3 separate regions of the Homo sapiens genome follow, and all the other regions are linked to region 1. Evidence: read pairs that join two places in POLR2A ChIA-PET (ENCODE). Cell type or tissue: MCF 10A. All regions are shown on one strand.

The links. ChIA-PET counts read pairs that join two places held together with the same protein. Peaks named below come from ENCODE experiments on the same cell type or tissue, not always from the same donor. Only the 100,000 strongest peaks of a DNase experiment are listed, where the experiment ranks them.
Region 2: POLR2A ChIA-PET joins it to region 1 with 7 read pairs; 3 of 35 experiments call an interaction of 5 or more read pairs at or near these places.
Region 3: POLR2A ChIA-PET joins it to region 1 with 6 read pairs; 2 of 35 experiments call an interaction of 5 or more read pairs at or near these places.

Annotation. Positions count from the first base shown.
Region 1 is chr21:37,530,943-37,534,942 of GRCh38, reverse strand. All of the region lies in intron 1 of KCNJ6-AS1 (KCNJ6 antisense RNA 1), which reads right to left. Among named protein-coding and RNA genes, the nearest start is that of KCNJ6-AS1, 14 kb to the right of the region's middle. RefSeq lists enhancers at 1,495-1,544, 1,655-1,884. In MCF 10A, no CTCF peak of the experiment used is centred here; a DNase peak (open chromatin) is centred at 1,612.
Region 2 is chr21:37,618,049-37,622,048 of GRCh38, reverse strand. KCNJ6 (potassium inwardly rectifying channel subfamily J member 6) reads left to right here. Exons shown (of 4, transcript NM_002240.5): 4 at 1-4,000. All of the region lies in intron 1 of KCNJ6-AS1 (KCNJ6 antisense RNA 1), which reads right to left. Among named protein-coding and RNA genes, the nearest start is that of KCNJ6-AS1, 100 kb to the right of the region's middle. In MCF 10A, a CTCF peak has its summit at 2,259; a DNase peak (open chromatin) is centred at 2,268.
Region 3 is chr21:37,448,971-37,452,970 of GRCh38, reverse strand. The region is part of intron 2 of DYRK1A (dual specificity tyrosine phosphorylation regulated kinase 1A); the gene reads right to left. Among named protein-coding and RNA genes, the nearest start is that of KCNJ6-AS1, 68 kb to the left of the region's middle. RefSeq lists an enhancer at 1,270-1,821. In MCF 10A, no CTCF peak of the experiment used is centred here; a DNase peak (open chromatin) is centred at 2,380.

The DNA of each region.
Region 1 (4,000 bases):
TCATCCCCTCCATCTCAAGGCGAGCTAATCAGCAACCATAATTCCCCTTCGCTATGTAACCTAACAGTCACAGGCTCTTGAGAGTAGGACATGGACAGCTTTGGCCACTATTCTGCCTCCATCAAAGCATGCCACTCACACCTTCCTACCTTTGCTGATGCAGTTCTTTGAACAGCTTCCCTGAACTCCTAATCCCCATGCACTGGTCCTCAAACAAATGCAGGCATCATGCCAAACCCTTCTCAAGTGCTACCTCCTCTGAAGCTGCCCACCCTGTTCCTCTTCGGATCCTGCCAATCCTTGAATCATGCCCCTACCACATTAAAAGAAGTATCCATGCATGGTGGCCCCTGTCAGACTGCCTCTGATAGAACTGCTCCTTGTTTCACAGTCCCCTTCCTAGGCAGTGGGCTGTGTCTCAACCGGTCTGTCCTTCCTCCAATCCAGTTGTCTCTTCCTGCACCTACACCGTACTGATCAGACTGCAGTGGCTTCAAAGAATATTCCAACATCTGGTGAAGCAAGTCGCCCCACCCCTAATTGCTCTTCTTCCTTGTGCTTTTCTCGCTATTCTCAGGCATTGATTTTCCTATATTATTTTAACCAATCGAAAATGCTACGAGTAGATCAGTGGTTGCCTAGGAATGGGACAGAGAGAAAGATGGACCAGAAATGGGAACAGGGAGTTTTTGGGGAGATGAAATTGACATTCTGATAGTGGTGTGATGACATAAGGGTATACATACATCAAAACTGATCAAGTTTTCATGAACACAAAGGGGAACAACAGACACTGGGACCTACCCGAGAGTGGAGGAGGGAGAGGAGCAGAAAACATAACTATTGGGCATTGGGCTTAATACCTGGGTGCCAAAATAATCTGTACATCAAACGCCCATGACATGAGTTTACCTATATAACAAACCTGCACACGTACCCCTGAACCTACAAATATAAGTTTTAAAAAACGGGTCAAATTTTACATTTAAAATAGGTCCTTTAATATCCTTGAGCTGTTTTTGAGAGTCTACACTAAGAGTGCCACTAGTCCCCCTAACAATTTGGCAAGTGAGTAGGTAGTTAGAATGAAACCAAGAATCTTTATTTTCCCTCTCAAAAAAAATGAAACGAACACTTCACCCATATTATTAATTCAGTTCACTTGGTATCAGTGCCTCTCAGTCCTGCGGGCTGGTCGCTTCTCCCTGGATTGCTTCCTGGGCATTCCAGCAGTGAGTCCCCCCATGAGCGGCCTCCATGGCACAGCCCCAGCCCTGGGTGGCTTCCAGCCAGTGCCAGCAGGAGAAACACCCACGGATGGATTTACCTGGGCACATACCCTAGTGACTGCACAGCACAGCACTGACCATGGGACACCTGCCAATCACCCTCCCACGAGCAGTGCTGGAGAGCCTGCAGCCAGACAGGTTCCCCCCCAGGGACTTCTGCAGCACTGCCCGAGGCAGCCAGCAGGGAGCTCTGAGACGTGGCACCTCCCCGGGGGCCAATTCCCACAGCAGAGGGTGGGTTTCAGTCACGTCTTGCTGGGGAAGCACCTCAGCAAGCTCCTCTGTCGTCCAGTGAGTCACGATCACACCCTCTCCCATGAATGAGTCATGACGGCAGCCCTCTCCACGAGGTCTGGGTCTTAGCAGAGGGGTGCGGGTAGGAGTGGCCCTTCGTTGGGTGCTCAGGATCAGTTCCAGGTGTAGTGACTGCTGGGTGCATTGGTGATTCCTACATTGTTTAGCCAGTTCTCTTATCAGCTAATTCCCCCAACTCCAGTTAATTATATATACTTGTATACGTGTGTGTGTGTATATATATGTGTGTGTGTGAATAAAAGCAAGGGTAAGCAGGAAAACCCCGAAGAGAAACGTGATGAAATGAGGTGCACCTGCCTGCTAAGTATTGAAACGGCCCAGAAGCCTCTGTAACTGAAGCCAGGTAGGAGTGGCATGTGCAGAGGTTTACAAACCAACACAGCACATTAGAAGGTTCAGAAGAAGACCCAAGTAATCACGACAGTTATCATATGATAAGTGATCAATGTGAATCTTTAACTAAGATGGGGGAAAGATGAACTTTTTAATAAGTGGTGTTGGAACAACCAGCCAGCCATTTGGGAAAATATAAAATTGAATCCATGCCTCACAATATATAATAATAGGATAAATTCCAAATGGATCAAAGATTTACGTGAAAAATATGAAACCATTAAAAACATTAGACTGGGGAAGACTTTTCTTTTCTTTTTTGAGATGGAGTTTCACTCTTGTTGCCAAGGCTGGAGTGCAGTGGTGCAATCTCGGCTTACTACAACCTCCACCTCCCGGGTTCAAGCGATTCTCCCACCTCAGCCTCCCAAGTAGCTGGGATTACAGGTGCCCGCCACCAAGCCTGGCTAATTTTTGTATTTTTAGTAGAGACAGGGTTTCACCATGTTGGCCAGGCTGGTCTCGAACTCCTGACCTCAGGTGATCCAGCCACCTTGGCCTCCTAAAGTGCTGGGGAACATTTTTCTTTTACCCAAAATACAGAGAGCAAACTGTTCTAGATCTAAGGAGAGGTAAGAAACGAACTAAACACAACACGTGGACCCTAATTGAATCCTGGTTTGAACAAACTGGCAGTAAAATATTTTGGGGACAATGGGAACACTGAATACGGATCAAGTGTTTGACACCAGTAAGGAATGATTTTAATTCTCTTTAAGGTGTGATAATGGTATTAATGGATAAGCAAGACAATGTCATTTTTTAGAGATGCAGACTGAAGTAATTTGGAAATACCACGTTTCAGCAAAAAACAATTGTTAAATCTAAGCGAAGTTGGTATATTATTACAGGAACTCAAAAAGTCTTCAAATACTCTTAGTTTGGGAAGCATGTTGCCTTTTCCTTCTCATCACAGTCAGAAACTATTTTTTAAATTACAGTCTAAATTTTGTCAGAGAAAACGTCATTGTAGAAAGGGGCAAAAATGGCCCCCAAATCAAACTCTACCCCGTGGGCATGTGTCCAGCTCTGTCTTGGCAGTGCCCATGCAGTACTGGGCGGGGCCCAGGATTGTCGCTGCCAGGGCTGGAGGCTGTCCAGGAGTGGGGTTGTCCTGAGCCCTGAAGGGTGGGTGTTCCCAGGCTTCCTGCGCGCCCCCTTCCTCCCCTCCTCTGCCCTGCGGGACTTGTGGTAACATAGGGGCCACTCCACTTTCTGGCCTCCGCAGCCACAAGACCCAGGCAGGGAGGGAAGGAGGGCAGGACAGGGTGGCTGGAGAGGGGGGCCCAGCTGGAGGGAGGCAGGCAGGGAAGGACACAGCTTCAAGAGCGCTGGGGGCACAGCAAGAACAGGGTAGGCGCAGAGCCAGAGACGCTGTGTTCTGTCACTGCAATCCTGTTTTGGTTCCCAGGCTGGTGTGGCCTGAGGGAACTTGGTCCTGCGGGAACAAATCCTTCCTCGGGCCTCCAAGTCAGTCCCAGTGGGCAGCGGGGAAGGACGCAGTCTTGCCTCTTCTGAAGCAGGTTAAGGGGCCCCTTAACCTGGCCCCTGCAGCCGCAGGCCTTTCTAGAAAGATTGAGCAGGTCCACGTCCTAGAGCTCCTCGAAACGTCTAGACAATTTGCTTTGATAAGATTTGCTGTCACCTCCCAACCAGAGGTTTATCTATGTGGTCTTGAAGAGGGATTAATTTCCTTTTTAAACCCCCTAAGCCGCCGTTTGACAGGTGGCTCCTGGCGGTAGGCTGGGCCCCTGTCCAGGGCTGCTTGGCAGGAGCGTTACCGGTATGATCTGAGACCAAAAGGACACCCTTCTGTCAATTAAGAGCTCCCTGGGCTCCAGGGTCTAAGCTCAGTGGGCAGGCAACCCCCTAGATTCCTGAGCTGCAGGACAAACCACACTGGGGCTAAACTCCGCACTAACAGGAAAGTTGTCAGACCCCTCCTAACTCTGATTTACAACACAGACCATTACAACTCTGCTGGGACCGAGGGCGGCCCTACC
Region 2 (4,000 bases), 87 kb before region 1:
TTCAGCTGCAAGCATGACCCCCCACCACAAGGCTGCTGAGTTCCTCGGATTCTCACCTCCACCCACCCCAACGTGCTCTCCAACTGGAAGAGCACCCATTCATTTATAAATCAACTTTATGGAACCAATAAAATCATTTCTGTTTTAGCTGTCCCCTGGGTAAGCTATACTCTTTTACATTAACATAGCAAATGTCAACTTTTCTGTTCCTTCAAACATGGCCTTCCAGCCTGGTTGTTCCAGCATATATCCCCTCTATGTCCATGAGGCAGAACTCTCTCTTCCCCCACTCCGTTCTTCCATCTATCCCCATCCTTTGCTGTTTCCCTGGTTCTCCAGTTCCAATTCTATTGTTTTAGTTCAGTACCTTATGTTCCCTAACAGAAATCCAGCTGCAAATGTCAACCTATTTCTTAAGCACAATTTTCTCTTGCAGGTCTAACCAAGCTAGGGCTCTGAAATGTCTATTTTTCACTGCACTCCAATTTAAAAATTATTCATGACTTCATTTAATAGTCTAAATTTTGAATTCTCCAGAGCAACATTCTTATGCTTTCCATCCCTACATTTTCTTACATTTCAGTTTTCTTACTTTTTTCCCCTTTGCTTTTTTATTTAGATTTAAGCCAGTGTCTTTGGGATATTTAGAAACTGCTTACAAAGGTGGGAACTGGTGGACAGAGAAAGGGGGCATAAGAATGCTATTAGAAAACTACCTGAACTCACCAGAAGAATGGGAAATCATTTGATTTGCTGAGAGAATACAATTAAAATACTCATAGTAAATCATTTCCAAAACAGTTTGCTAATAGTCTGGCTACTCTTCAGTCTTTCTTTCCTTGACTTGGGTGATACTCTGTATGATTTAAAAATGTCAGGAAGGTAGTTGAAAGTTCAGTGTCCTCTATATATTGTAAACATTATCTTCAAGGATGATTTCCTTTCAATGGATGGCTTTAACATTGAAAAACATAGGTAACATATACATAATAGATGATTCATTGATATTACTTTACAATACACTAAAATAACATTATCTTGTTTCTGAACTTTATGGCCAACCGGTATCTAAGAAAATGTTAGCCTTTAATTTAAAATTGAGTAAAGCACGCCTCTTCCTAATATTTCTGCCTTTAATGTCTTGAGTGCTTTAGATGCAGAGTGTCATCTAGAAGTCAAAATTCTGTCAGAAGGCTGCTAAGAGATTTTGATAAATCACAGAATATATAATAATAACCCAACAATATTTTACCCAACATGGTGTGGTGTTTGAGAGCATTAAGAGCACTTGTACAAATTATCTTATTTCATTCTAATTCACCATGAGAGGTTGAGTATTATAATTTACATTTTATAGAGGGAAAACTAGGGTTTGGGCAAATTGGCCAAGTTTAAAGGCCAGTGAATCATAGCTCCTTGTCTCAAATCCAGGTCACAGGGCCCTAAGCTGTGGGCTATTTTTACTACAAAAAATTTCAGCAAACCAAATCTGCTAAAAAAAAAAAAATCTGGCCTGCTGCCTGTTATTGTACCACTTGTGAGCTAAGAGCAATTTTTACATTTTTTAATAATTGGGGGAAAAAAAAGAAAAGAAGAATATTTTGAGACATGTGAAAATCATCCTAAATTCAAATTTCAATGTCCACAAACAAAGTTTTATTGGAACACAGCCACAGCCATTTGTCTGTGTATTGCCTATGGCTGCTTCCACATGCACTCACAGAGCTGAGTAATTACAACAGAGACCGTGTGGCCAGCAAAGATTGAAATATTTACTATCTGGCCCTGTATAAAAAAAGTTTGCTGACCCCTGTACTGTACTGTTAAGTACTATTGGTACTATTAAGTACTAGTAATAGTACTATTAATAATAGTATGTAAGAGTACTAAGTACTATGAAATATTGTACTGTACTCTTAAGAGAGTCCTAGGCAATATAGAAGAATGACTTTTTTTCTAGCATAAATTATTGAAGTCACTCATAAGTCTGTTCAAAATAACATAACTCTTTTTTTTCGGTTGTCAAAGAGACAACTGCTTCACAAGACTTAGAGAGCCCAGTCATTCAGTTAGGGTCTCAAAGGAAGAATCCTTCCTTTTCATGCCATTCCTCCAGAGTGGCAAATAGAGTCAACAGCCAGCCAGGATCTAGCGGTCAACTCAGAAAGTGGATACAGTAAAATTACTCCTTAATGAACTACAGAGAAATGGGCATTCCCAGCCCAGCCGCTGAAATATTGCTTCAGTGGCACCCTCAGGCGTTGGATGATGTACATAGCTCAGGCTGCCAGTCTCTGCTCAGCAAAGCAGCCCAGACCTGCAGTGGTTGCCACACATCAAACCCGCCTCGCTCCTCCACATGGCTTCTCTCTTAGGCTCTCTTGGAGGAGAGTTAAATAGGTGGCCCAGATGTCTCCCTCTGTTTTCTTGCTAGTTTTCTCTAGCCTACAGTTTACAACTGATCAAGGTGATGAACGTGAACCTGGAACTAGCTCATGTTTAATTGCGCTAGTTTTTGCTCTCTCTAGCCACTAAGCTAGAAGTTTAATGTGTAATTAAAGAACTAAATGCTTCTTATGGAAAACCAAAAGGTCCTTTGAAAAGAGCTCAGGGAGACACGGAAGTATAGTAAAGGGTTGTTGGATTTCTTGCGCTTTCTGAGTCTGAAGCAAAGACAAAGATTGGTAATTACAGACATAATGGATGGAAAAAGTCCAGACCTTGGGGTTTTTAGATGAGTCAATATTAAATGGCATTCTTTGTGTCACTAAGCTGAACTCCCTTGTCTTCTAAGGAAGCATTTCTAATGCCAGAGGTAGTCAGCCAAGCTAGGTTCCTTATCTTTTTAGTTCTATGGAAAAACATATCAAGTTCTCTTATGAGTGCTTTCCTGGAAATCAGATGAGAAAGAAAAAAAAGTAACAATGTAACAAATCATTGTGATGTTGTTATATTGTCGACAGATAAAGGATGGATTTGATCCTGCGTCTGAAACTAAGTAGGTAATGGTATCTACAATATAGATCATGCAAAAAGCTTGTGACCCTTCAACTGCATGGAAGAGTGGGAGGAAACAACTAAGTGGGAGGAAACAAATCTCAAAGTTCAACACCATAAAACTTAAATAAATGTAAAAGGAGTCAAACTTTTACTTGGCCTCATTGCCTTGGTAAAAGAAAGCTTCATGTATCCACCTAATTCAATAAGAGAGTCCTAGGAAAAGGAAGGCAAAATACTTTAAAGGCACACAAAAATATTTCACTGGGGTGGTCAACATGATTAAGTGATGGAGATTAGATTTATCACTGATGAAAACAGTATTTATAGAGTTATTTTTAGACACTATACCCCCTAGATGCAAATCCCAACATGCACTGTGGTTGGCCGGAGAATTGTGGCCACATAGTAAACAGATCTTGATTTCAGAGAATGAAATGTTCCTACCGACTTTGTGTAATTGCCCATTTCAAGATTAAGGCTCAGTGCCCATTGTTTTAACACCGATCATCAATACTGTGATATCAACTAAGCCAATCTTTATAAGAATATGAAGGGCTGTTTTTCTCAGGCAATGTAAATATCTGCTACCAACAAGCACTAGTGAAATAAACATGTAATCATCATCGTTTCTAAAACTCTGATAGAAATCACAAAACATTCAAGCAAAAGGGCAAGGTCTTCCAGGAGCCTAGGAGCAGACTTTTGGCTACAAAGAGCCTAGTCCAGGCTGAATGCCTTATGGAGTATGTCAGTCTTGGGTCTTATCACTAAACACAACTAGTAGAACTCGATCAACTGGAGTGCAGAGATCAGAGTTTCGGTCAGCCGTGCATTACCCAAACCTCTGGGTCTTCAGCCAGTCTTCTTAGAAGAGGGGAAGGAGCACTGTCCTCAGATCCGGCCATCACGGGCATCGCCCTGACATCATCTCTCAGCATTGCTGACTGTGGGCATGGGTATGAGAAATACCCTCCCGTAGCTCAGACTTGGGCAGAACAAA
Region 3 (4,000 bases), 82 kb after region 1:
TCCAGGCCTCTTTTTACTTTTTTAAAAATGTGGCTCCTAGAAAAATTTAAATTACATAAGTGGCTTACATTTCTATTGGCAGTGCTGTTCCAGACAACGCTCTTAACATTAAAGGCATAAATGCAAAAATTATGGGCCAAATCTCAGGCCTCCTGGAGTTTGTATTTTGCTGGGCACAGAAGAATCCTCAAGCAAAAAAAAAAAAAAAAAAAACGGGAGTGTGAGATCAGAAAATGATGTGTTCTGAAGAAAAGAGCGCAGGGAAAAGAGGGACTAGTGTGGGTGGGATTCCTCTCCCTGCTCCCCTTCCCTTCCCCTCCCCATCTCCTATGACAGGGAAGGCAAATAGGTTTCCTCTCCAGTACAAACTCAAATAGATTGGCAGTGGCTGTCTGGAGCACTCACTGCTATAGAAAAGATTCCAAAGCTAACTCAAGCCTCAGCTGGAAAGCACGGCATGCTATATTTAACTGTGTCTGCACAGGCTGGGGAGCAGGCAGTAGCGCCAAGTTTGACCCAGTTCTATAAACGGCATCTCCACCCATCCATCCACTCAAGCTAGAAACCTCAATCTTATTCGCTCTCTTACTTCCACCTCCCCACCCCCTTTACCTCAATCCCCCTCAATCTAACTACATTCTGTGACTTTGGCCTCTGGAATGTCTCATGAATCCAGCTGCTTATTTCCATGCTCTGTCAAGATCTTAATCCAGAAAGGGGCCAGGGGAATCCCCTACAATAACTGCTCCTTATCCAGGCTCCATGCCCTCCCTCAGTGTATTCCCCCTACTGCTGTCAAAGTTCATGTCCACAACCAAAAAAAAAAAAAGCTCAAAATCAATACTTCACAATACTTTAAATACCCAGAGTACCCAGGTTAAGTGTTTACACCTCTCGTCTTATTTCCCACCATTTCTCTCCATCCTGTCCCCTCCATGACATCCTTTCCCTTAACTGCACCGACCTTCTCACCATTCTTCAATGGTGCTCTTCAGCAGCTCTTCGCTCTTCTCTTCAGCAACTCTTCTCTCCAACTAGCATGCTATCCCCGCCCTCCTATTTTCTCCTCCTAGAAGTCTTCAACTCAAACTTCAAGACCCAGGATCAAATGTCATGCTAAGAAACGTTCTCAGAATCTTACAGGGAACTGGTCCCCTACTCCATTCTTCCCTCAGAACACTTACCTGTCACCTAACCATGAGGATATGTTCTAAGAAATTCACTGTCAGGCGATTTCATGGTTGTGAGAACATCACTGAGTATACACTGCACGCCCACGCTAGACAGTGGAGCCTACTGCACGCCCACGCTAGACGGTGGAGCCTACTGCACGCCCACGCTAGACGGTGGAGCCTACTGCACGCCCACGCTAGACGGTGGAGCCTACTGCACGCCCACGCTAGACGGTAGAGCCTACTGCTCTTAGGCTGCAAACCTGTTCAGCCGTGCTGAATAATGAGGGCAACTGTAACCCTCATTATTTGTGCTATAGGCATGGAAAAGGTACAATAAAAATATGATATAAAAGATCACTTGTGTGGGCGTTTACAGGAATGGAGCTTGCAGGACTGGAAGTTGCAATGGGTGGGGGAGGGATGGAGGGAGGGAGGGATGGAGGGACGGAGAGGAAGAGAGATGAGTGAATGAATGCAAAGGCCTAGGACATTAAACCGTCTACTACGGTCGACTTTATAGACATTGTACATTTAAGCTACACTAATTTATTTTAAAACTTGTTTTCTTCAGTAATAAATTAACTTTAGCCTACTTTATATAACTTTTTAATCTTTTTTTAACTTTTGGATTCTTTTGTAATAACAGCTTAAAACACTGCACAACTGTACAAAAATGTTTTCTTTCTTTACATTCTTATTCTGTAAGCTTTCATTTTTTTAACTTTTTACTTTTTAAACATTTTTCTCAAAAATTAAGATACACATACACGTAAGCCAAGACCTCCTTGGGTAAGGATCGCAAGACATCACTAGGTGATAGGATTTTTGTAGCTTCATTACAGTCTTAGGGGAATACTGTCGTATATGCAGTCCAACACTGAAATGTTATTTGGTGCATGACTGTATTCTGCTCTTATCTCAACACAGCAAGCATGCTGCCTGCTAAAGCCATCAGCATGCTCTCACAATTAGTGCTTTGGAGGGAAGTACTGGTCTTATTTATTTTTGTATTCTCATAACAACAAGGCAAAGGCTTAAAGGAAACACTAAACGAATGAGTGAAAGAAGCGGAGTGTGGTCCCTGAATCCCCTACTCCAACACTCTCTGCCCAGGCTGGCCTGGGAACTCTCACGAGCTCCTAAACCCCTGCCCAAGGCTAGAGTATCTGAGCACTTCACCCTAACTGTATCAGAATGACTTCTCTGCTGACTCACCCAAATATAGGAAGGCAAGGGTGTGATAATTCTTTTGTGTTGGCACATAAAAGGCACTTACTAAATATTTATTCAATGAGTGAGTAAATGAACAGACACTGTCAGACATCTAGTTCCCCCACCTCACTTTACAGAGGGGGCGGCTGCAACCCAGAGGCTTAACAACGTGATAAAAATCAAGATTGGAACACAGCCTCCCATCTTATACCACAACTTATTTCTCCTGATGAAAAAGGTTCCCACATAGGTATTTGTCATTTTTAGGCCATTTGGTATCTGAACACTCTTCACAGTTCATGAGAATCATGGAAGGCAAAAAAGCCATGCCACCAAGTATAAAAACCAAACTAACAAATCTCCTACCTTACCTCCCTGGTAACCAGGGCTTTGCTAGTGACCAAAGTTTTGACAATCACATGCTCCTGTTCAGACTCTGGAGTCTTGATGGGTCACTCCTGCAAGATGTAGGGACAGTAAGAGACTATCCACAGTGGAGGCAGGAAAGTTGAGGCTCACATAGCAATGCATTGCACAAGTGCCAGGTGTGGGATCCGAAGCAGACTGGTCTTCTGCTGCGACCCTGGCTGTGTCCTCTGCTGCCACCTGCTTTGGCCCCTACTTATTTTTCCAGCATAGTTTCCAGCTTTCAATTAATTCTATGGGTTAACATATAGCCTTCCATTACATTTGTTTTCTGCCCAACTTGGCCAGGAATGGGTTTCTGTTGTCTGCATCCAAGAGACTTGACTTGACTAGACTTGAAAGTAAATGAAGAATGCGGGCCATCACCTCAAAAACAGGATATTTATGGGGAAAAGTGGAGAGTAATTGCAAAAACATGGGAAAATGAGAAAAGGAAAAGCAAAAACGAAATAATTAGGTAGCTCACAGAGAAGTCAATGTCTTGCTGATGTTGTTTACCTTGACCACACGAAAGAGACTGCTAATTGATAACCAAAGGCATTTTTTTCCCTGAGTCAACTAGACTACATTTCCAGCCTCCCTTGCAGTTAGCATGGCCACGTGACTAAGACCAAGCCAATGAAATGTCAACAGAAGTGATGTGTGCCACTACCACGTCTGACCCATAAAAATTGCGTGTGAAAACCTCCATGCTCTTCCCCCATTCAACAAATGCCAAAACCTAGGATGACCTTTGGACACTATTAAATTTAAAATAGGAAAAATGCCCATAGTTCAGAGCCTGAATAACTGCAGAGCAGAGCTGTTATCCCATTGTACTAACAGTCATTGGACTATTATATGGCAAGAAATTCTACTGATTTAAACCACTGAAATATTAGGTGTGTTCGTTAAACCAGTTAGCTTACCTTAGTAAATACAGAAATTACTATCTACCTAGAAATGATAACAAATAATTAAATGTCATTTCTCAGCTTGAAAACACTGGTCAAACGTATTCCAGTATGGACTTGAACTAATACAAACAAAACTACCTCCCAGAAGTTAAGAAATGTGTTTTCGGTTTTTGAGAGAGTAGACTTTTTTCTTGGAGAAGAGGTACAAAAGTAAAGCAGGGGAAAAATGATATGACTCTTCAAATCAAATTACGTAATTCCTAGGTCCACGCATGGTGGCTCACACCTGTA